Linked DNA regions of Homo sapiens: regions 1 and 3 are each linked to region 2. Evidence: chromatin loops called from intact Hi-C (ENCODE). Cell type or tissue: PC-9. All regions are shown on one strand.

The links. Peaks named below come from ENCODE experiments on the same cell type or tissue, not always from the same donor. Only the 100,000 strongest peaks of a DNase experiment are listed, where the experiment ranks them.
Region 1: a loop joins it to region 2, with 14 times the contacts of the local background. A loop is called at or near these places in 99 of 110 quality-filtered maps.
Region 3: it touches region 2 in a loop (4-fold over the local background); 2 of 110 quality-filtered maps call a loop at or near these places.

Annotation. Positions count from the first base shown.
Region 1 is chr9:87,333,154-87,341,153 of GRCh38, reverse strand. No RefSeq gene overlaps it. Among named protein-coding and RNA genes, the nearest start is that of DAPK1, 160 kb to the left of the region's middle. RefSeq lists a silencer at 4,517-4,686. In PC-9, a CTCF peak has its summit at 4,098 (motif pointing left); DNase peaks (open chromatin) are centred at 2,453, 3,193 and 4,033; H3K4me3 peaks cover 1,365 bases; H3K27ac peaks cover 1,238 bases.
Region 2 is chr9:87,658,781-87,666,780 of GRCh38, reverse strand. All of the region lies in intron 18 of DAPK1 (death associated protein kinase 1), which reads right to left. Among named protein-coding and RNA genes, the nearest start is that of CTSL, 63 kb to the left of the region's middle. In PC-9, CTCF peaks have their summits at 3,501 and 3,703 (motif pointing right); a DNase peak (open chromatin) is centred at 3,790.
Region 3 is chr9:87,425,050-87,433,049 of GRCh38, reverse strand. No RefSeq gene overlaps it. Among named protein-coding and RNA genes, the nearest start is that of DAPK1, 69 kb to the left of the region's middle. In PC-9, no CTCF peak of the experiment used is centred here; DNase peaks (open chromatin) are centred at 4,199, 4,709 and 5,049; H3K4me3 peaks cover 1,375 bases; H3K27ac peaks cover 2,315 bases.

The DNA of each region.
Region 1 (8,000 bases), 330 kb after region 2:
ACCACTTCTGAACAGTTTTGTCCATCTTGCCTGTTAAAGAAAAACAGTCTGTAAATATCCAGTCTAGTTATTCATGCTCTTTGGAAGACAGCACAGTGGGGCAGTGAAGAGTGGGGCTTTCTGTAATAGATTGCCTGGGCTTGAATCATAGGTCACTTCTTTCTAGTGGCATGTCCTTGGACAAGTTGCTTCACCTGATGAAGTCTCAGTTTTCTCATCTGTAAAAAAGAAGGAGCAATCATTCCTATCTCCTTAAGTGAGGTGGATATTGAATAAAATGATCACTGTTTGACTTAATGTAAGGCAATAGAAAGGAAGTTCTCACTAATGTTGTTATAAATCCTTGTTTACTCTTAAACTTGAACAACTTATCTCTTATTTTTGACAGCTTGAAAATGTTGATTTCAACCACACATTTAGGGCATTTACCTTAAAAAATGTACTCTGCACATTCATTCTTATAGACATTCTGTGACGAAAGAATACTGTCATCCTAGGGAAGGAGCAAGTCTGCTCAGGGTTGGCTGGGAGAATGGAGCTCCACAACAACTGTGGGAGAAAAGCATTTATTGCCCTTGCTACACATCAGTGATCCACGTTTTCCAAATTGCAAACATTTTATAACCATGCCTGAGGCCGGGATGAAGACTGCCTCTCAGATTGACCTCATCTGTAGTGCTTTCTGCTTTTGCTAGAGCCGGGGTGCATGGCCTAGGCCTGGTGCTGCCTCTGCTTTTGAGAATTAAATGGGAAGTATTGGGGGTGAGGGGGTGGGAGGTGTATACTCTAGGGATCCAAGTTATTGTTGCCACGCCCACTTGCTTTTTTCCTTTCTCTTTTTGATACCCCAGGTGATGGGAACAGCAAGGCAAGGTGAAATTAACAAAATGAAGGACTGCTTGTGCCTGGTCTACAAAGTGACATTGCTTAGCAGCAGGGTCTCTCTGTCTTTGCGGTGCATGGTGGATTTTTGTTTCTTCAGGCTTTGCTTTTTTTTTTTTTTTGAGATGGAATCTTGCTCTGTCACTAGGCTGGCAGGCAGTGGCACAATCTCGGCTCACTGCAACCTCTGCCTCCTGGGTTCAAGCGATTCTCCTGCCTCAGCCTCCCGAGGAGCTTGGACTACAGGCTTGAGCCACCATGCCCGGCTAATTTTTGTATTTTTAGTGGAGGTTTCACCATGTTGGCCAGGGTAGTCTCGCTCTCTTGGCCTCCTGATCTGGCTGCCTTGGCCTTCCAAAGTGCTGGGATTACAGGCGTGAGCCACTGAGCCCAGCCAGATCAGGGTCTGCTTTTTCATAAAGGCAATGCGGGTAGTGGGTGGAGGTGTGAGGGTCCTATATGGGCCATAAAGAAAGAGAACTGGGAGTCTGGGTGCAGTAATGGGGAAGATCTTACAGTGAGTAGATTTTGCTCTAAAATAAAGGAAACACTGGCTAAATTCTTTTCCTTGCAAGAGTTAGAATAGAACATGGTATGCAGGAACTGCTTCTGTTTTCTTGTAAAATAGTGCCAGCAAACTATTCAGGTCATTTGCTCGACAGTTTTTCTCTTAAAAAATTTAAAATGTTGGGGCCGGGCATGGTGGCTCATGCCTGTAATCCCAGCACTTTGGGAGACCCAGGTGGGTGGATCACAAGGTCAGCAGTTTGAGACCAGCCTGACCAACATGGTGAAACCTGGTCTCTACTAAAAATACAAAAAAATTAGCTGGGCGTGGTGGCGGGTGCCTGTAATCCCAGTGACTTTGGAGGCTGAGGCAGGAGACTTGCTTGAAACCGGAAGGCGGAGGTTGCAGTGAGTGGAGATTGCGCCACTGCTCTCTAGCCTGGGCAAAACTCCGTCTCAAAAAAAAAAAAAAAAAAACAACTTAAAATGTTGTTATTGTTAGTCAAAAAATTTCTTTTTTCTCTTAAATTTTGTTTATTTCTAGGGCTGCCATAACAAAGTGCAATATTCTAAGATTTTGTTTGTTAATTAACTTTCCAGTTCACAACTCACATTTCTTAACATTTCAAATGTAAAGTTAGCCTAGAACAGTTGTACATTCAGTACTATCAGAATTTACAAGCTTAATTCAACGACATCTAGTTTCAAATAGCTGCAGTACGTATTTTCTCTTTTCAATTATGCATTCACTCTCTATTCTGATTATTTCAAGTTATGCAAATCAAGCTAGAGAAGAGATTTAATTTAATCAACTGTGGGTTTGCCTACACGGATTTGAATATTAGCTGTCGTCTATATGTAAATGACAAGAGTGAAGAGAACCTGTTGCTAAGCACTGTGACCAATTCCTGATGCAGTCCTTGAAGGTTAACCTTGTCAGACTGTTAGGGAAACAAGAGCATAGGAGAGTCAGAGTCACGTCATTTGAAGTTCAGCTCCATCTTGACACTAATAAGGCACATTCCTTGCTGGTCACAACCCACAGCCCTAAGATGTTTACAGTTCAGAAAACAGCTTGATGATACCTGCAAGGACACACTCCTATGACAATGGAATGTCCAGATGTCCCAATATCCATAACAATGCATGCTTCTAAGGTAATTACACGTATGATTTGATGTATTTACACACTATATGACTAGGAGAGTTTTCTTTGAGTCAGCAAAAAATAAGCAATTTTGCCATGCTGTCAGCCCACCTGCACAGAGACATAGCTTATCTTTTGCATAGAAAAGACCCCCATGTAAGAAAAACAAAACAAAGATGAAGCGTTCCTCCTCTTGCTTTCTGAGGATCCCTACTCTGTAACTGCGTATCTTTCAATCAACTCTCTCTTCTCACTGCACTCTGCGACCCGCCTTACATTGTTTCCTGCGTGAGATCCAAGAACCCTCTTGGGGTCTGGATTCAGGACTCCCTTTTCTGGCAACAAGACCTCAAAGCCAGACTCAAAAAGTCAGATTGGTTGCGGGAGATTGCTCGGTGTGCTCTGGAGGAGGACACCTCCCCCCAGGTCCGGTGACTGGGGGGATTCTAAAAACCAGATGCTTTTTTAGACATCTGCCTGTCGTTTATGGTTTATGAGATAGAAAGATTGAACAGGAATATGAGAGAGGAGTGAGAGATCGTTTCTGCCTACAAAGAATTCTCCATTCACTCAAATGAAGCTGCGTTCTTTGCATTCCAGACCGAGAAAGGAGGCTAAGGTATCCATCCCCCGAGGAAAAATAGGAGACTAGATACTTGGCGCTGTTAGCAATCTGGGAGGAGCGAGAAACCTTCAAATCACACAAAGGGTCAAGAACAGGGAAATCATCAGCCGAGTGAGTTCTCAGCAGAGGACCACATGAGAAAGGTGGCCACCCCTCTAGCCAATCATAAACAGAAGACTCACTCCTTAAAGTGCGAACATGGCTCTTTGGTGGGGAGAAGAGATAAGAGGTGGATTTTTACGGGGTTTATAAACACACCATCAGCTCATCTTGAAGACGCAAGAGAAGTTTTCAGGCACAGATGTTGTTTTGCTTTAGGAAGCTAGCGATGTGTTCTTCACAGGAAAGCTGACCAAATCCCAGAATTAATTATTCATTGTCTCCTTCCCCCCTCCCCCCCACACTAAACTGGGTCAGGGAGAGAGTTTCATATTTGTGTTGCTGTTACAGCGCCAGCTCAGAAGTAAAATGATTGGCTGAGACTTGGAGCTTAACAATTAACGTTAAATACAGGCAGCTGGCTGTGTTTTGCTTAAAAGCCACAATCAAGGAATCTGGCAATCTGGAATTTTGTGATGGCTGATGCCTGTTTGTTTTTTTTCCCCCCCCATTTGCACAATTGCGAGTCTTCTGGGAACTTTTCTTTTACTGACACTATGGTTTTGCATGTTTAAAAAATTGGCAGACATCCTCGGAGGTAACGCAAGGTGCCTCGGTGCCATACACAGCCAAGGTGTGCAGTTCCGCGGCCGCATGATTCATAGTTCTGCTCTGTTTGGTAAAAACAAACACTGAAGACGCGTTATCAGTTTATTAGTACAATGTTTAATTGTGCTCTTTTTTTTTCTGTTCTCACTCCGTTAATTGCTCATAAATGGGAAAACAAAAAGGATTGAGTCCTTTTAGCGGTCGGGCTGCTCTGGAGGTGAACTGTATTCTATTGCTTCTAGGGCCACCTTGTGGACAACAAGTGTATTTAGAAATTAGACTTACAGGATGGATTCATTGGGAAAGCGTAGTAGACTGGTAATATGACTTTGGAATTCTTGGTTATAAAATCTAAGTATAATGATAATGACTTAGTTTTTATTAGAAGAACATTCCAGAAAATGTCCTAATTTAGGAAAGGCTAGTAATTGTGGCGAGTATGGAAATCTACCCATCACCATAAAATATATAATGATAATCCAGATTTTATATTTTATAGTTTATTATCAATCATCTAAATTTCCTTACAATTCTTTCATGTGCTGGGGGTGGAGAAAAACCCAGGAGAGAGAGAGAGAGCCTGTTTCTCAACTATCTCAGTATTTCAGATTTCTTGCTGTTTTCCTCACCCCGCTAGATGGCATCTGGCTGCATGAAAGAAGTGACATAACCTTGGGGTGGTGGGAGGAGATACTGTGTCCCTGAGCACCAGTCCTTCATCTGCTAGTTGCAGATGGGCTGGGCCTTCTATGGGTCTCTGCATGGAGCTTGTTGTGTGCAGCTGGTCCCTTCTGGCTGCATGTCAGGTAGGGGTCATGAGTCCCCATGTTCCACAGACCCCATAGCTTTGTGATCTTTGGTCAGCACAGCTAATCTCAGAACCTTTGAGGACACGTTTGTGGATCTTCTGCAGACCATGCATAGGCTCTGGGGCACCAGTAACATTTTCTCAGGATGTCTACGTAGATATCTTATTCACCATTGCTAGTCCTGCCATGTTGGATGTGAGGGTATACCAAAGACCCACTTCCCAAAGACAGGCTTGGGAGTTTCCAAGTTTACCCTAAGGTCGCAGAAAGGGATAGATATCAAAGACATTGGCAACCAACCTCTTCACTCTGTTTTTCTCTCTTCCCTCCCATGTTCCATCTGGGCTAGAAGAGGAAGGTTCTTCTCCTTTCTGTATATCAGAAGTTTTCCTTTCATCACATCTTGCATTCTTTCTTTCTTTTTTTTTTTTGAGATGGAGTCTCGCTCTGTTGCCCAGGCTGGAGTGCAGTGGCACAGTCTTGGCTCACTGCAACCTCAGCCTCCTGGGTTCAAGTGATTCTTCTGCCTCACCCTCCTGAGAAGCTGAGATTACATGTGTGCGCCACCACGCCCAGCTAATTTTTATATTTTTAGTAGATACGGGGTTTCACCATATTGGCCAGGCTGGTCTTGAACTCCTGACCTCATGATCTGCCTGCCTTGGCCTCCCAAATTGCTGGGATTACAGGCATGAGCCACCATGCCCGGCACATCTTGCATTCTTTCTATCCTATGACTTACAGCAAAGCAGCAGAATCAGTATTGCCAAGCTTCACTTAGATTCTTCAGAATTGTCAAAACGATCCTATTTCTAGAGACACAAAAATACAATTTGTGTAGTCAAAGCAGAAAAATCAACTCCTTTTGTGCATTCCTGATGTAATTATTCTAAATCCTCTTAGAGGCAAATGGATGCTTCTGGCAGATTGAGTGAGTATATACTTGGAAATGCAAATAGAAAAACACACCAGTATTTCTCAATAACAAAGCTATTGGAAGATGATAGCATTAAAGATATTATCTTCATTTTATTATGTTATTTTTATTAGTCCCCAAAATGCAAATATTTCATAGTTTGGATAATAACTTGGAAAGCAAATAATGCAGCCTCTGTATTATTTCTCTCCTGCTGTTTCTTTCCTGACTTGACCAAACTAAGATTGGTTGATGTTTGGTTTTGCATTATAACCTCCTTAGAAGATAAAGGCAAGGAGACTGGGAGAAGCTGGTGCATTTTAATAGGAGCCTATTGTAAAGACATGAATTTATGCAGGACAGCCTTCTTGCCAATCCAGTACCTACACCAAAACAATATTAGCCCCTTCTAATCAAAAAGGAATTTTTATTTCTTTAGGTCAGTAGTTTTTTTCCTTTTTTTTTTTTTTTTTGCAACTTCCACCTCCAGGGTTCAAGCAATCTCCTGCCTCAACCTCCCAAGTAGCTGGGATTACAGGCATGTGCCACTATACCTGGCTAAATTTTGTATTTTAAGTAAAGATGGGGTTTCACCATGCGGGCCAGGCTGGTCTCGAACTCTTGACCTCAAGTGATCCACCCGCCTTGGCCTCCCAAAGTGCTGAGATTACAGGCGTGAGCCACCATGCCCGGCCTAGGCCAATAGTTCTTAACCCGAAGTGAATCATGTCATTTCACTTGGCAAGCATTTTCTAAGCGCATTTTAGCCTTTGATTTAGATATTCTAATTCACTTGTTCTGAGATTGGGCCTACAGAGTTCTGAGAACATTCCTTGTTAGGCATCATGGCTGAGGTTTATGGTCTATCCTCTTGTAATCCATTCTATCGGGCACCATCTATTGCTTTGTGCCATCAATTACCTCTTCTTCGGTAATGCAGTGTCTTGGCAGGGTGTGAAAGGTCACTTTCAAACTATCAGGGCCTGATGATTCATACTTTCCCCAGAGTCCTCTGCATATCCTGGACACAACCGCTTTCTATTTATTCATGGAGTGCCCTGGGAGCCCCAGCATGTCAAGGGACACTAAGATTCCCTGACACTTCCCTTGGTTTACACTAGACTGGGAAGACTATATAGGCATAGAGAGCCCCTGATGGTCTGTAGGATAAAACCATTGAATTCCTGAAAGAAAATCCACCACAAAGGAGGAATAAATAGTAATTGATTAAACATATACAGTCATGTGCCCCTTAAGGACATTTCGGTTGATGATGGACTGAATATATGATGGTGGTCCCACAAGGTTTTCATAGGCAGGCCTGCCTTATACAGGTGTACCACTTTTTAAAAATCTTTCATGCCACATTTTTTACTATACCCTTCCTATGCTTAGATATGTTTAGATACATGAATACCTTCCATCGTGTTATAGTTTCCTACAGTATTCTGCATAGTCACCTGCAGTACAGGTTTGTAGCCTAGAAGGAATAAACTGTACCATATAACCTAGGTGTGTGGTAGGCCGTGCCATCTAGGTTTGCATAAGTACATGCTATGACGTTCACACAATGATGAAATTGCCTTGCAACACACTTCTTGGAATGTATCACCATCTTTAAGCAAAGGATGACTATACTAATTGAACATCTACTATGTGCCACATGATGCGTTGGAGATACCTGACAACAAATAGACAAGCAATCGCCATTTCCACGGGGCATGAGAGGGGACAGGCAATAAAAACTAGAATGGGTAAATACCCAAGACAATGTCAGATAGCAATAGGACCTCTGAAGAGTGGTGGGTGTAGCAGGTGAAGCAGCAGGGATCTGGGTGAAGGAGGGGAGCATGGGTGTGCTTCGGTGTGGGGCTGTGCCTCCCCCAGGGCAGGGCACCCCAACATCACCTCCTCCTAGTCCTGCAGCCTCACTTGAGAGTGCTGTGACTCTTAGCGGAGGACAGGTCCTGGGGCATAAAGGAAAGATTGGAGTTCCAAGGGATCCAAATGAAAGGGCTGTGGGACCTTTCTTTGAAAGGTGGACATAAGGGTTGACAGAGGCCAAGCTGCCTGGGAGAAATAAGTGGAGGTGTGGACACAGGCCCACAGCACGTGAAGGTTAGAAGTCTGCAGGAGATTCTTTTTTTTGTGTGACAAGGTCTCGCTCTGTGACCCAGGCTGAAATCCAGTGGTGTGATCTCGGTTCACTGCACCTTGGTCTTAAACCATCCTCCCACCTCAGCCTCCAGGGTAGCTGGGACCACAGGCATGCACCACCACACCAGCTAATTTTTTGTATTTTTAGTAGAGATGTGGTCTCACCATGTTGCCCAGGCTTGTCTCGAATTCCTGAGCTCAAGCAATCCACCCTCCTCAGCCTCCAAAAGTGCTGGGATTACAGGCATG
Region 2 (8,000 bases):
TCCTCACAGCCAGGCATGGTGGCTCATGCCTGTAATCCTAGCATTTTGGGAGGCTGAGGTGGGTGGATCATCTGAGGTCAGAAGTTTGAGACCAGCCTGCCCAACATGGTGAAACCCCGTCTTTACTAAAAATACAAAAATCAGCCAGGTGTGGTGGTGCATGCCTGTAATTCCAGATACTCAGGAGGCTGAGACATAAGAATCGCTTGAACCTGGGAGGCAGAGGTTGCAGTGAGCCAAGATCGTGCCACTGCACTCCAGCCTGGGTGACAGAATGAGACTCCATCTCAAAAAAAAAAAAAACAAAAACAAAAACATATATATATATAAAATAAAAATGTTTCCTCACATTTGCACTGCACTTTACAGCTTGCAAAACATGTTGCTCTAAAGGACACTATTCAGACTTTCAACAGAAATGCCTGGCAGTGCAGGAGACAGTTTGAAGTTGGGAGAAGACCCAGTTTGAAGTCCTGAACCCACCCCTCACCGGCTATGTGGTGGGTCACTCAGCCTTCCCAAGCCTGGGTTTCCTCATCTGCAAGATGGAAAATGGCACCCTCCCTGCACAGGTTCTTGAGCAGGTGAGAGAAAACCAAATGGAAAGAACCAGCACAGTGCCAGGCACAGAAGAAGCAAGCAGTGTTGGAAATTATTCACAGAAGAGCTGAGAATTGCCCTAACTACCTGGCCTTCTGTCTGAGAGGGAAAGGGGCAGAAGTCAGATCTCTGCATTTTGGTCTTGGCTCTACTGGACACCCCGACGGAGGCTGCAAAAGCAACACTTACACTTGCTGCCCTCCTCCTTACCAACAGGGCTCATGGACTCAATGAAGTGCATGCATTGAAAAGATATAGAAAGATGGCCAAGTGTCTCAGCACTCAGCTGTCCATCATCTCAACGTGAGCCCTGGGGACCAAGTGGCTGCAGAAGGGTGAGTTGGGTCCAGAAATCACGGTGTCTCTTGTGCACCAGCAGCCCACAACACTACATTCTAGACTGTGGGCAGTGATTCCCAAGTTGGCCCCATGACATAGAAAGAAATCCATGGAAAGGTGAAAGGCCACTTCACTTATTGTGTTCAAGAAGCCGGAGCCCCACAGGCCAGCCAGTTTTAGGAGCCTGCCCTTCACAGACATGCTGCTTATTGACGTCTGGGGAAATGCTCACAGTCATGACTTCTAGTGACACGTGTAATATGCTTCGCAAAGGAACAGATGGGGTTTCAACTGGGGCAAGCATTGACAGGGAAACCTATTTGTGTATCCCCAGTGAAAAGATGATCTGAAAGAATGTGCACAGTCATTTAAACATCTTTAGATAGTGTTGGGGAAAATATGGATTTTTTGTTAACCTACAGAATTATAAGGGCTCATCTACTTAGCACTCGGTCAACAAACACTCCATGTCCTGCCTGGACTATGGTGCCATTCATTTTTTCCTTCCTTCCTTCATACTTTCATCTAGCAGGTATTTACTGAGTGCGTATTATGCACAGGGCTATGGATACAGCAGTGAATAAAACCAACAAAAGTCCCTATTTTCATGGGATCCAGAATCTAGTGGGGAGAGCCAACAAGAAACAAATAGGTGAGTAAAATACAGTAGGTCAGGTGGTGATAGGTGCTATGAAGAAAAATGGGGCAGGGGAGATGAGGGGCAGTCCTGGGGGTGGGGGAGGGATAGGATTTAAAATAGGGTGGTCCAGAAAGGCCTCCCTGAGAAGGTGAAGCTCGAGTCAAAACCTGCAGAAGGTGAGAGACCAAATCACATGGATACCTGGGGAAGAGCCACTCAGGCCCAAGAATAGCAAGTGCAAAGGCCCCCGGGCGGTGGATGGCCAGCACTTTTGAAGAACATCAAGGAAGCTCATGGGGCTGATGTGGAGGGAGACGGGAGGAGGCGGAACAGGAGATGGGGGTCAGGGAGGCAATGTCAGGGGCAGATCCTTGGGGAAGCCCCCATTTGAAGGGCTCTGATTCCCATGAGAAGTTGCTAGAGCATCTGAGCAAGGAGGATGAGATCTCACTTACGTCTGACCAGGCGGCTGCGTGGGGACCAGGCTGTGGACAGGTAAGGGTGGAAGCAGGGAGCCCACTTAGGAGGCAGCAATGAATTCCCAGTGATTCCTGCCCAAGGGCTCACTCCTGCTAGGAGAAATCCGGATACGATTCCAATAGAGCAAGGAAGGCGAAGGGACTACCAGCCCACAGGGGCAAATCACACACACCGGAGAGGCTGGAACAGAGGAGGTTTCCTGGGCTGGAGGTGAATGTTGATGGATGAGGAGGAGTGGGTGCCACGGAGTCTTCCCCGAATGTTATGGGCTGTGTGCCCACATGCCCGTAGCGGGCATTCCAAGTCTCTCTCTGAAGGCAGAGCGCCATCAGGTACCCTCAGGGCAGAAGTGGGCAGAGAGATGTGTGCCTGTGTGTGCTGATGCTGTGGGCACACTATGCGCAGGGGGTGAAGGGGGAAAGGGGAGCTCCAGGGTGAAAGAACAGCAGGTGACAACTCCATGATGGGGGAGCCGGCAGGGGCTTCCCAGGACCCAGCCACAACTGAAGGGGAGAAGAGGGGAAGGGGAGGCTGGGCAGAGGCTGCAGAGTTCACATCCTGAAGGCAGAGGAGCCCCAGGTGGAGGTGAAAGTGGAGCCCACTGAGTGGCTGGCATTTCTAGAAAGATAAACGTGGGGCTGGGATGGACTGGTCCCAAGGGGCAGGAGGCTACAGTGCAGGGGTGGGTGAAGAGTCCGACTGGTCTGGAGGAGACTAAGGTTAAGGGTGACGCCCTTAACCAGGTGGGGGCTGGAGAGGCGGGTGCTTCGTGGTCATGGAGAAGTGGGAGGAGACTTAGTAGGCTGCCGGCTAGATGCAAATAGGTGAGGAGAGAGTAAGAAGGGTTTCCATGATCCTGGGCAGAGTGACAGACAGATGCGGAAGCCCTTTGCAGAGGCTGAACACTGGGGAGGAGGAAGCACAGAACTGGAGGGAGGGACCCTGGTGTGGGGGGGCCGAGGGCCTCTGAAGGTGCTGTGTGAGGCTGGCACTCAGGGGCAAGCAGGGACCAGAGACCTGAGCATGGGCCTCAGTGTTGGACAGCTGCAAGTCTGGGGGCCAGAGAGGGCCAGGGGGATGGAGAGGGAGAAGATGGACCAGCAGGAAGCAGAGGCCTAGGGAGAAGCAGGACGCGGGGACTTTCTCAGCCCAGGCAGGATTGTCAGGGCGTGCCAAGGGTGCCCAGTCCTGGGGATATCCAGTGAAAGAGGCTTAGGGGCAGCAGCTGGGGCTTGGGTGGAAAGATAACAAGGAAGCAAAAGGAAGAGCTGGCTTCAAATCAGGGAGGGGCTCACAGTGGGCGGGAGCGGAGGCAACAGCTGGGCCAGGTTCATGGGGCCTTTGGGGTGGCTGGGAAAGTTCTATTCTTGACCTGCGTGGAATTCAAAGGTGTTTGTCTTATGGAAACCCACTAAGCTTTATATTGGTTTATGTGCTTTTTTCTATCTATGCTTTCTTTTATAGTAAGACAGTTTAGAAGGAAAGCTGTCAGGAGGTGAGTGGGGACTCTGCTGAGGGTTACGTGGAACGGAAGGCAAGACAGTGGAGGGTGCAGGAGTAGGGGAGGCAAGGACAAAGTGGGGACAGGACGTGCAGACTTGTTCAGGTCCCCCTGGCTGAGGACTCAGCGGAGAGGGAAGGTGGCAGCAGGGGGCGCTGGTGGTCAAGGGTGGTTCTGAAGGAGAGGAGGATGGAATTGCTTCTGGAGGGTAGGAGGAAGGCGTAGGTGCTGGGCCTTCCAGGAAGACCAGAGGCCCCTCCCTAGGCCTTGACTCAGCTTGAAACCTGGGGAGTAAGGATGCGCTGTGAGGGCACAGAAGGAAAGCTTTGTATAAACCAAAGAATGTGAAAAATCTCAATAATTTAAGAATACTGGAAGTCCTCGCCAGATCAACTAGGCAAGAGGAATAGAGGCATCCAAATTGGAAAAGAGGAAGTCAAATTATCCCTGTTCACTGATGATATGATTTTATATCTAGAAAACCCTGAGGATGTCACCAAAAAATTCTGAGTTAATAAATTAATTCAGTAAAATTTCAGAATACAAAATTAACATACAGAAATCATTAGAGTTCCTATATACCAATGACGATCCAGCCCCAAATCAGGAAGGCAATCCCATTTACAATAGCTACCAAAAAAAAAAAAAAAAAAAAAAAAACTAGGAATATATTTAACCAAGGAGGTGAAAGATCTCTACAAGGCAAACTAAAAAACACTAATGAAACAAATTATAGATGACACAAACAAATGGAAAAACATCCTGTGCTCACGGATGGGAAGAATTAATATTGTTAAAATGACCATACTGCCTGAAACAATCTACAGATTCAATGCAATCTCCATCAAAATACTCACCTCATTTTTCACAGAATTAGAAATAACAACTCTAAAGTTCATATGAAACCACAAAAGGTCCTAAATAGCCAAAGCAATCCTAAGCAAAAAGAGCAAAGCTGGAGACATCATATTGCCTAATTTCAAATTACACTAGATGGCTATAGCAACCAAAACAGCATGGTACCCACATAAAAACAGATAATGGAATAGAACAGAATAGGGAACCCAGAAACATATAGCCACATGCTTACAGCCAACTGTTCTCTGACAAAACTGATAAGAACATACACTGGAAAAAGGACACCCTTTTCAATAAAGAGTGTTGGGAAAGTTGGATATCTATTTGCAGAAAAATGAAACTGTATCCTTCTCTCTCACCATTTGCAGAAGTCAACTCAAGATAGATTAAAGACTTAAATGGAAGATCTTAAATTATAAAAATACTGAAGGAAAACTCAGGGAAAACTTTCTAAACATGGGTCTAGGCAAATAATTCATGACTAAGACCTCAAAAGCATACGGAACATAACTAAAAATAGACGAACAGGACTTAAACTAAAAGCTTCTGCACAGCAAAAGAAATAATCAACAGAGTGAACAGACAACTTGCAGAATGAGAGAAAATATTCGCAAACTCTACATTCGACAGGGAACTAACATCCAGAATGTACCAGGAACTCAAACAACTCAACAAGAACAACAAAAACCCCAAAATAATCCCACTTAAAAGTGGGCTAAGGACATGAAGAGACATTTTTCAAAAGAAGACAGAAAGCCCACAAACATGAAAAGCATGTTCAACATCACCAATCATCAGAGACATGCAAGTTAAAACCACAATGAGTATCACCTTAACACCAATCAGAATGGCCATTATTAAAAAGTCAAAAAATAACAGATGTTGGAGAGGATGCAGAGAAAGGGGAACTTTTATACATTGTTGGTGGGTATGTAAATTAGTACAACCTCTATGGAAAACATAGAGAAATTACGCACAGCAACTTCTCAAATGACTAAAAATAGAACTCCCATTCATTCCAGCAACCCTACTACTGGGTATCTACCTGAAGGAAAATAAATCATTATGTCAAAAACATACCTGCACTTGTATGTTCACTGCAGGACTACTCACAGTAGCAAAGGTAGGGAATCAAACTAAGTGTCCACCGACAGAGGACTGGACTTAAAAATTGTGGTATATATACACAATGGAATACTACTTGGCCATTAAGAAAAGGAAATCAGCCTGGGCGTGGTGGCTCACGCCTGTAATCCCAGCACTTTGGGAGGCCAAGGTGGGCAGATCACAAGGTCAGGAGATCCAGACCATCCTGGCCAACATGGTGAAACCCCGTCTCTACTAAAAATACAAAAATGGGCATGGTGGCTTGCACCTGTAGTCCCAGCTACTTGGGAGGCTGAGGCAGGAGAATCACTTGAACCTGGGAGGCAGAGGTTGCAGTGAGCCGAGATTGCCTCACTGCATTCCAGCCTGGCGAAGAGCGAGACTCTGTCTCAAAAAACAGAAACAAAAACAAAAAAATAAAAAATAAAGAAAAAAGAGAAGGAAATCATGTCCTTTGTAGCAACATGGATGGAAATGGAGGCCGTTATGCTAAGTGAAACAACTGAGACACAGAAAACCAAATATCACATGCTGTCACTTAAAGTGGGCACTAAATGATGTGTACACAGGGAAGAAGAGTGTGGAATGATGGACAACGGGGACTTGGAGGGGTGAAGGGGAGGGAAGCGCGTGGAGGATGGGAGTTTGTTTGATGGGTACAATGTGCTTTGCTCCAGTGATGGACACACTGAAGACCCTGACTTCACCCCAGTGTAATATACCAGTGGAGAAAATTGCACTTGTACCCTATGAATATATACAAATAATAAATCAATCAATAAATTTATTGACAGGTATGATAATATTTGCATATCTTGTGCTAATATATTATTGAAATTCATTTCCTGTTTCTTTTTCCTTCTTCCATGTGGCTGCTAGGAAACTTAAACCGAGGGATGTGGTGTGGTCACGTTTCTGAGGGCGACGCCCCCAGTAATGCCCTCCAGTCTGGAGGGTCTCCCCGGCCCTGCGGAACCCTCCCCTGGCTGCCCACGGGAGAGGAAGCCCCGGTTCCCTGCGGGGAAGGCCGGGCCCACCAAGCTCTGCTCACCCTCCCATCTCCTGGGCCTCCACGCCAGCTCCAGACATTGTGCTCCCACCGCAGGAGGGCACTGGAGGCCGCTGAGCTCCGGTCCTGAACAGGGCAGGGAGATCCTCCCGGGACTCTGTCCGGCTGAGGACGGGGCCTGGCCTGCAGGTTCCAGCAATGCCTCCCGCAGGGGCGCCCCCAGCCCCTGTCCACGCCCTCAGGACCCACTCCTTCCTGTCACCACGCGGTCCCATTCAGTGACTGTAATTGACGGCTATGACTCTCAGGTCAGCATCCCTCTCCCATTTCCAGAAGTCTCCTGAGGGGCGCGTGCCTGTCTTGTCCCTCTGGACTCCCCGCTCTCACTGTGCCCCCGGTGTGTGCGGAGTGACTGCGGGTGCGGTGTGTGCAGAGTGACTGAGGGGGCTGCAGAATGAGCGCTGCGGGTGCGGCTCTGAGGTTAGCTCTGGGCACCGTGGGAGGGGCCTGGGGACAGAAGACGCTTTTCCTGCGGTGGCAAGCGGGAGAGCAAGGAGGTGCACGGAGGGACCTGAGGAGGAGCCAGGCGGGGACCACTGATACAGATGTCGTGGGCAAGGGCAGAGGGGCCCGCGGCTCACGGAGGGACCCTACAGAGGGGGCCGCACATTTCAGCAGCCCCAACCCGCACTGCGGGAATCAGCAGCGTCAGCTGCTGGCATCTTCAATAATGGCCTGGCTGGGTCTTTCATGAGGCCACACATAGGACAAAAATATTTCTTCGTCTTGAAAATGCATATAAATGCTCTATTAGGGAGTAACTGGAACCTGTGCCCAAGCATGGCTGGGCAGGGCTTGACAATGGCCAACAAGATCTAGCAAGTCAGGCACAGCAGGGTGATGTGGGTATGGTGTGTGCGTTTGCGGTGGGTGACCAGGTGCCCTAGAAAGGGGCCTCACCCCATGCGGAGTACTGGTAATAACTGGGCCTGCAGAGAAAGCACAGAGCTGGGCCCCCCACTGCACAGATCAGACCTATTACTTCTGGGGAGGGAATGACATCCCAGTAACATGAGTGCATTCGGGGAGGCGACATCCTAGCCCCAGCGGTCAGCAAACATTTTCCGTCAAGGGCCAGGCAAGTAGGTGTTTCGGCTCTGTGGCCCATATGGTCTCTGTCACAGCTGCTCAGCTCTGACACCTGGCGTGGAAGCCGCCAGGGCCAATACAAACCTTGGGCATGGCTGTGTCCCAATAAGACTTCATTTACAAAGACCAGCAGCGGGATATGGCCCGTGGGCCATGGTTTGCTAACCTCTGGATGATCTCCAGGAAATGAGGCCCTCTTGGTCTCCTCAGAGAATCACCCTCTGTCAGTAAAGCTCTCATCTGTGAGTCCAGGACTGTCCCACAAAGACTGGACAGTCAGCCTACTCTCAGGCCAGCAAACACTCGAATGATATTAT
Region 3 (8,000 bases), 230 kb after region 2:
CTTTCTTTCTCTTTCTTTGCCTTCTCCCTCCTTCCTTCCTTCCTTCCTTCCTTCCTTCCTTCCTTCCTTCCTTCCTTCCTTCCTTCCTTCCAACAGGGTCTCACTCTGTTGCCCAGGCCGGAGTGCAGTGGTGTGACTATGGCTCACTGCAGCCTCTACCTCCTGGACTCAGGTAATCCTCCTACCTCAGCCTCCCAAGTAACTTGGACTGCAGGTGTATGCCGCCATGTCTGGCTAATTTTTGTGTTTTTTTGTAGAGAAAAACATGGTAAAACATGGTGGGCAGATGACTTGAGCCCCAGCTGGTCTTGAACTCCTGGGCTCAAGCCATCTGCCTGCTCTGACCTCCCAAAGTGTTGGGACTACAGGTGTGAGTCACGTGCCTGGCCCATTTTCTTCTTCCTTTTTGTTTTGTTTTGTTTTGTTTTGTTTTGAGATGGAGTCTTGTTCTGTGGCCCAGGCACAATTGTGCAGTGGCACAATCTTGGCTCGCTGCAAACTCCGCCTTCTGGATTCAAGCAATTCTCATGCCTCAGCATCCCGAGTAGCTGGGATTACAGGCATGCACCACCATGCCTGGCTAATTTTTCTATTTTCAGTGAGACTCTGTCTCAAAAATAAATAAATGAATACATAAATAAAATAAAATAAAAACATATGGCAGGCAATTTAGTGTATTAGAAAGATTATGACCCAGAGACCTGAGGTATAATCCTGGTTCTGCTATTAGCGAGTTAAACAGCTTGAAGTCACCTTTCTCTAAGGCCCTTGCTTTCTTCATCTGTGAGGGAATTGATAATTTCTGTGCAGTGTATCTTTAGCCTAGACAACAATGTAAAGTATATTTCCTGGAGCCATACAATGTGGAGGCCGTGCAGTGGCCAACTTCCTGCAATAGTGAAGCCCAGTGAGAACTGTGACTTTCTCAGCTTGGAATCAATGCAATCTGATCACCCTTGCCACAGAAGGTGTAATCCATCAGTCCATGGTGTGTGCTCGAAATCAGTGATGAAATGTCCACTGGGGAATTAGCCGGCCCTGCTGTAATGAGTCTTATGCATGCAAGATTGTAGTATTTGTCAAGTGGGAAGCCACAAATATAAATCTAAAAGGGAAGCAGAATGCTTACACATCTTCTGAAGTTCTAATCTCTAGAGGGGTTAGCCAATCAGGCTGACCCCTGGGTCCTGGACTTTAAGGACCCCCACAGATACTTTCTGGTAGGTTACAGAAACATCAAAGTAGGTAGTGGGGAAACACTGGGGCTAGCTGGTGCTGAGGAAAACAAGGCTCTCGTATCTACACATGTGAATTAACTACTAGGGATGGTTGCCTAGCAACATTATTCCCCTCCCCCTTCACACCATCTTTAGCTTGCTTATTGACTTCTTGTGACATCTCCACTTCTCTTCTCTTTTGATATTAGCCTGGTGTTTATTATGAATCAGATTTCAGTTAGTTACAGTGTGTTAAGAATGGTTTGTAGCATAAATGGGTAGAGAACAGATTGATTTTCTGGTAGCATTTGAAAAATATACTGGCCAGGCATCTCTTTAAAAAGTCAATGGCTCACTTTTAGCCATGTAACAAAAGTAGATATTTTGACAGAAAACCAAACACCGCATGTTCTCTCTTATAAGTGGGAGCTGAATGAGAAGACACACGGACATATAGTGGGGAACAACACACGCTGGGGCCTCTCGGGGATGGAGTGAGGAGAGGGAGAGCATCAGGAAGAATAGCTAATGGATGCTGGGCTTAACATCTAGGTGATGGGATGACCTGTGCAGCAAACCACCATGGCACACGTTTACCTATGTAACAGACCTGCACATCCTGCACATGTACCCTGGAGCTTGAAGGAAAAGTTGAAGAACTAAAAAGAATGAATGAATGAATGGAAGGAAGGTAGGGATAAATATTATTTTAAACAAACAAATAAAGAGATACTTTAAAATCCTGCCCCCTTATGAAGGTCCTATCCCATGCAATACTCTTCTGCTATCATACTTATAGCTAATGGTTAGGTGGATGTTTCTGGTTCTGTAGGGACCTAGCAATCTGTTGCAGGTAGACTTTAAGATCAGGTTGAATACAACTTTATTTGGTAAAATACTTAACAGCAGGGTTGTTAAATATTTTCTCCAGAAAAAGCAAAAACCAACCCCTAATTTAACACTTTTTTTTTTTTAAAGAGATGGATTATTGCTATGTTGCCCAGTCTGGTCTCAAACTTTTGGGCTCAAGTGATTCTCCCACCTCAGCCTCCCAAGTAGTTGGGACTACAGGCCATGCCACCACCACTGGTTCCTAACTTATAGAATTTGCCAATATCTGTGGTGCAAATACTCTCATGATGGCCAGTTTCAAGCTACCAATGTACTGTCCCTGAATGCAGAGTTGGGAAAAGATGTACACTGTCTGTCTTCATGAATTGGTATCTATCACAACCCTGAAATAATTCTAAAGCTTTCTGTTTAAAGCAGGAGAATTTCATATGTCTGTCAGTAATCCTGCAAACTCCATATCCCAAGAGGATTTAATTCAAAGGGTGAAGTGTTTAGAAAATAAAACAAGGCCGGGCGTGGTGGCTCATGCCTGTAATCCCAGCACTTTGGGAAGCCAAGGTGGGCGGATCACCTGAGGTCGAGAGTTAGAGACCAGCCTGACCAACATGGAGAAACTCTGTCTCTACTAAAAAAAATATATGTATATATATATATATATATATATATATATATATATATATATATATATATATATTTTTGTGTATATATATATATATATATATATACACACACACACACACAAAATTAGCCGGGCACGTGGCACATGCCTATAATCCCAGTACTTTGGGAGGCCGAAGTGGTTGGATCACCTGAGGTCAGGAGTTCGAGACCAGCCTGGTCAACATGGCAAAACCCTGTCTCTACTAAAAATACACAAATTAGCTGAGCATGGTGGCACATGCCTGTAATTCCAGCTACTTGGGAGGCTGAGGCAGGAGAATATCTTGAACCTGGAAAGTGGAGGTTGCAGTGAGCTGAGATTGCGCTACTGCACTCCAGCCTGGGCAACAAGAGTGAAACTCCATCTCAAAAAAAACACCAAAAAAAACAAAAAAACAAAACCCGAGTAAGTTCCATTTCACCAACTCACAGATATGATTAGCCTGAGTTTCCAGAAAAACAAGGAATGAAGGAGAGACTGCAATCCTGTACAAAGTGCCTAGAACAAAACAAGCACCAAATTATTCCTTGCAAAATGTCAGCCATATTTAAAACTGGCTCTTCTTTAGTTAAACATTAAAACTGAGTTTATTTAAATCACTTCTTAAAACTTAGTTTCATCCTAATCAACTCTGTTTATTCTTTTTGTATTTTTTAAATTTTCTTTGAGAGACAGGGTCTTGCTCTGTCACCCAGGCCAGATTGCAGTGCTGCAATCGTACAATCATAGCTCACTGTAGCCTTGAACTCCTGAGCTCAAGTGATCCTCCTGCCTCAGCCCACACACCCAGTCTATCTTCATTCAATCTGATGAATGGTGAAATGGTTACGTTTTCAAACACATTTTAAAACAATTACATAACCTATAAAATAACAAATATTCATCAGATAGTACCTAAAATCACTTTGCATACCATCTGTGGCATCTGTACAGGGATGTGTACCATGCTTTGTGAAACAATGCACCAAGTACGTGTTGGACATTATTATTAATATTTATCTTTGGAGGCTGAGTATTCAAAGGCTCCCTCCAATAATGCAGGTGGTAAATTCTCAGTACTATATTTAGATAAATCATCAGGAAACTTGACTCCCAATATCCTAAAAATCCTTTAGGAAAAGTCTGTCTGGCCTTTCTTTAAAGGTCACTGCTGCTAGGCAACACCTTTCTTCTGGGATGTGGACCACATTTCTTAGATTTTATTAAAGCACTTGTCTTGTCATGGGTGGAGGTGGGGGAACACATTCTGCTTCTATCTAGCATTTCAGTAGAGTCCTAAGCTCAGAGAGGACAACAAGATTCAGTTCAGAAGAGGTCACACATTTCCTCCTTCGTTTTGCACATCTGTGGGTGTTGTGTGCTATAGGCAGTGTGCAGTGGATTGGAAAATAAGGACCTCTGTGTTTCCACCTTTGAGCTGCTACCTACTCCCTGGGTAATCACTGGCCAGCTTCCCAACCGTAGGTCAGTCTCCTCTTGTCAAACCAGTTAGAGCAGGAGGCTGTCTCAACTGTGGGGAAGATCTGATTTCGGAAATGGAAGCTATTCTGCCCCATTCTCCCTCCTGAGCTGATCAATGGCAATTATTCACAACAATGACACATGGTGGGTCATTTTCTTTTAATTTATTGATTTTTAACCATAATGGAGAGAACTTCCCTGTTGCAAATCTGGAAGAGATGTTCTACGCTTCAGAATTGTCCATTTTTCTCCTTGTTTTAAAGGGGACTACAGCATTCCAACCCAAATCTAAATCAAAACCTAATTTCTTCAGGTGGTTAATTGAATCAAAAGAAGAGTTGTTTCTAATTACCAGCTGTGTCCTGATTGCAAGGTAATTTGTATTCATCCATGACTAGCAAATTCATAATGCATGAGGCCCTACACAGCCACTTGCCTTAATAGCCCTCATTTTAGAAAGCTGATGTCTTCAAGCCAAAGGATGCTTAACGCAATGTTTAGTCACGTTGAAGAGCCTTGATTGACTATTCCTGAAGTAAGCTTGTAGAAAAGGAAGTAGTTTCCTAATCCATCTCAGCTTCTCCTCCAATCCACTCCAGCTCCTTTCTGTCAACCACAGGAAAAGCATAAAGCTGGAAGGTACAGGAACACACTCATCTGCTGAGTCTGCTTTCACTGAGGAGGCTGAGACAGTGCATTTTCAGCCTTTCGAATATCAGCGGTGAGGGTCCTCTATGGTCTCACATTTTAGTGCTCAATGATTAGGATTTCTCTCTTGACCACAGAAACTGGACTTTCCAGTTCCTCAACAGAGTCATGGGAAAGATCCCATTAGGAAGAGGACTGTTGCCTCTGGCAAGATTTGACCACAGGTTTAGAGCAGGTTACAGTCATGGTTTCTACAAAGTAGGTTGTTCCTGGATGTAAGAGGTGGCCAGCCATCAGAAAAATCGAGCATAAAGAGGCCACATGAATACCAGTCATGCCAAATACACCTTGGAGAAGACTCTCAAGCACAGTGCATTTAACTTTTGGGGAAGTATGCCCTTTCTAGGAAAGGAATACAGTCTCAAGAATTCAGACTTAAAATCCTTTGGAGTGGGAAGAAAAAACCACAGTCTATGTGATGGAACGGGCTGGTGGTCCTTACATTACCTGGGTTAGACTTTACATTACCACCTAGCTTTGTGAATTTACACAAGTCACTTAACTTTTTTGAGTATCAGTATTCTAAGCAGAAAATGAATGAACGAAATATTTACTAAGATCCCTTCCAGCTCTATGATTCTGTGACTCAATTACTTACTTTCACTTCTAGAACCTCATTTATCCCTCCGAGCAGTTAACTCACATTTCTACTATAGTGTCTAAAAATTAATGATATCCACAAGATTAAACATTTCTAGGGTCTGATTCCACCCCCGCCCTGCCCCTGCCCCAAGCATTTCAGCAGGATTTTTATTATATATATATATAATATATATTTATATTATATAAATATGTATATATATTTTTTTGCTGAGATTTATTTTCTCTTCTGAGCTCAGAATTCACTATTGGAGCGTGTCATGAATCATGCCTTAACTCTCTTCTGCTTGGTCTTACCAATGAAAAATGGAAGATGTATACTGGCAGAGAAAGAATTTAAAGCTGGGCGCGGTGGCTCACGCCTGTAATCCCAGCACTTTGGGAGGCTGAGGCGGGCGGATCACGAAGTCAGGAGATCGAGACCATCCTGGCTAACATGGTGAAATCCCGTCTCTACTAAAAATACAAAAAATTAGCCAGGCGTGGTGGTGGGTGCCCGTGTTCCCAGCTACTCGAGATGCTGAGGCAGAAGAATGGCGTGAACCCGGGAGGTGGAGCTTGCAGTGAGCCGAGATCGCGCCACTGCACTCCAGCCTGGGCGACAGAGCAAGACTCTGTCTCAAAAAAAAAGTAAAAAGAATTTAATAAGCTTTGGAGTCAGAGAAACTTAGGTTCGAACTCCAGCTGAAGCACTTACCTTGCATGACTTCAGGCAATTATTCAAAACACCTTCTTCTTTAAGTAGAGATAAAATTTCTGAATTTCTTTTTTTTTTTTTTTTTTTTTTTTGAGTCAGGGCCTCTCTCACTGCCCAGGTTGGAGGGCAGTGGCTCAATCGTGGCTCACTGCAGCCTCAACATCCCCCCAGCTCAGGTGATCCTCCCACCTCGGCCCCCTGAGTAGCAGGGACCATATGTATGTGTCACCACACCCAGTTAATTTTTGTATTTTCTTGTAGAGACGGGGTTTCATCATATTGCCCAGGCTGGTCTCAAGCTCCTGGGCTCAGGTGATATGCCGATCTCAGTCTCCCAATGTGCTAGGATTACAGACGTGTCTGGCCAAATTCTTGAATTTTATGTAGAATTCTTAAGAAGATTAAATGGTCTTCACACCTTCAAAGCATTTAACGGCTCACTTATTCAAAACTCATCTCTCCACTCAATTTTTTGAGATTTCCCCAACCTCGTGATGATCCATCTTGCATATGAGTTTCAGTTTCTCTACCTCTTTAAATATTTTTTTATCCTACCTAAACTATTGATCACCATGGCCATAACATGAACAATTCATCATCTTAAATGCGTAATTACTAAAAATCAACTTCAGTATCCCAATATCTGACCACCACCTCCCATCCTCTACATCTCTAATGCCAGTGTCTTCACTCCAAAAATTCTTCAGTCTCAACAAGGCCTCTAATCCTTTGATCCTAGTGTATTTTCACAATCAGGCACTTTATTGCATTTTCATTTCCCTTACTAAGGTTAGAGTAGATGGTCCCTCATACTAATCACCTCTTGCACATTCCATGAATTTTGTAGGCCCTTTCTTCAATGGCTTACTCCTCTAGCAAACATGCAATCTTGATTAAATCCCATTCTCTGCCTCTTCTGTTCCTTCACTTGGGCAGATAATTATTGCTGGACAATAGCACACAATTGTGTTGACTGGTTCTTTTAAATTATTATTATTATTTTTTTGAGATGGAGTCTTACTCTGTTGCCCAGGCTGGAGTGCAGTGGTGCAATCTTGGCTCACTGCAACCTCTGCCTCCCGGGTTCAAGTGATTCTCCTGCCTCGGCCTCCCGAGTAGCTGGGATTACAGGTGCATGCCACCATACCCAGCTGATTTTTGTATTTTTAGTAGAGATGGGGTTTCAGCATATTGGCCAGGCTGTTCTTGAACTCCTGACCTCATGATCCACCCACCTCAGCCTCCCAAAGTGCTGGGATTACAGGCATGAGCCACTGCACCCGGCCAACCAGTTCTTGCTTTAGTTTCATGATCATGAATCTCAACTGTACGTTCAATGCCACCCAGGAACCTTATTGTTGGAACAAATAAGTTCCTCTTCAAAACTCAACTCTATGGTCATAAGTGATGTGGTCATAAATCCACCCTTCCTGTCTCCCTCCTTCCCCCTTTCATCACCCTGGCCTTCAAAGTTCTCATTTCACTACCTTATTTGGAAACAGTTTCAAACTTCCTTCTTTCTTGTTTTGTAAGTCAACCCTACCCCTTCCTCTCCCTCCCCTCCTTCCTTTGCAAATCTCATGTTTACCCCATTTGGAAAAGTTTAAGACTTAGCAAATTGGGTTAGCTTAGATTGTGCAGTCTGACTCCAGCCAATGGGGAAAAGACAGAAGCAGGAGCTGCCTTAGGAATAAAAACCTCTTCTCTCCTTTGTGTGATGTGCTCTTGCAATCACTTTGGACACAGGCAGCACCCTTTTGCAGAAGTAAATTGCCTTGATGAGAAATTTATGATCTAAGTGCAG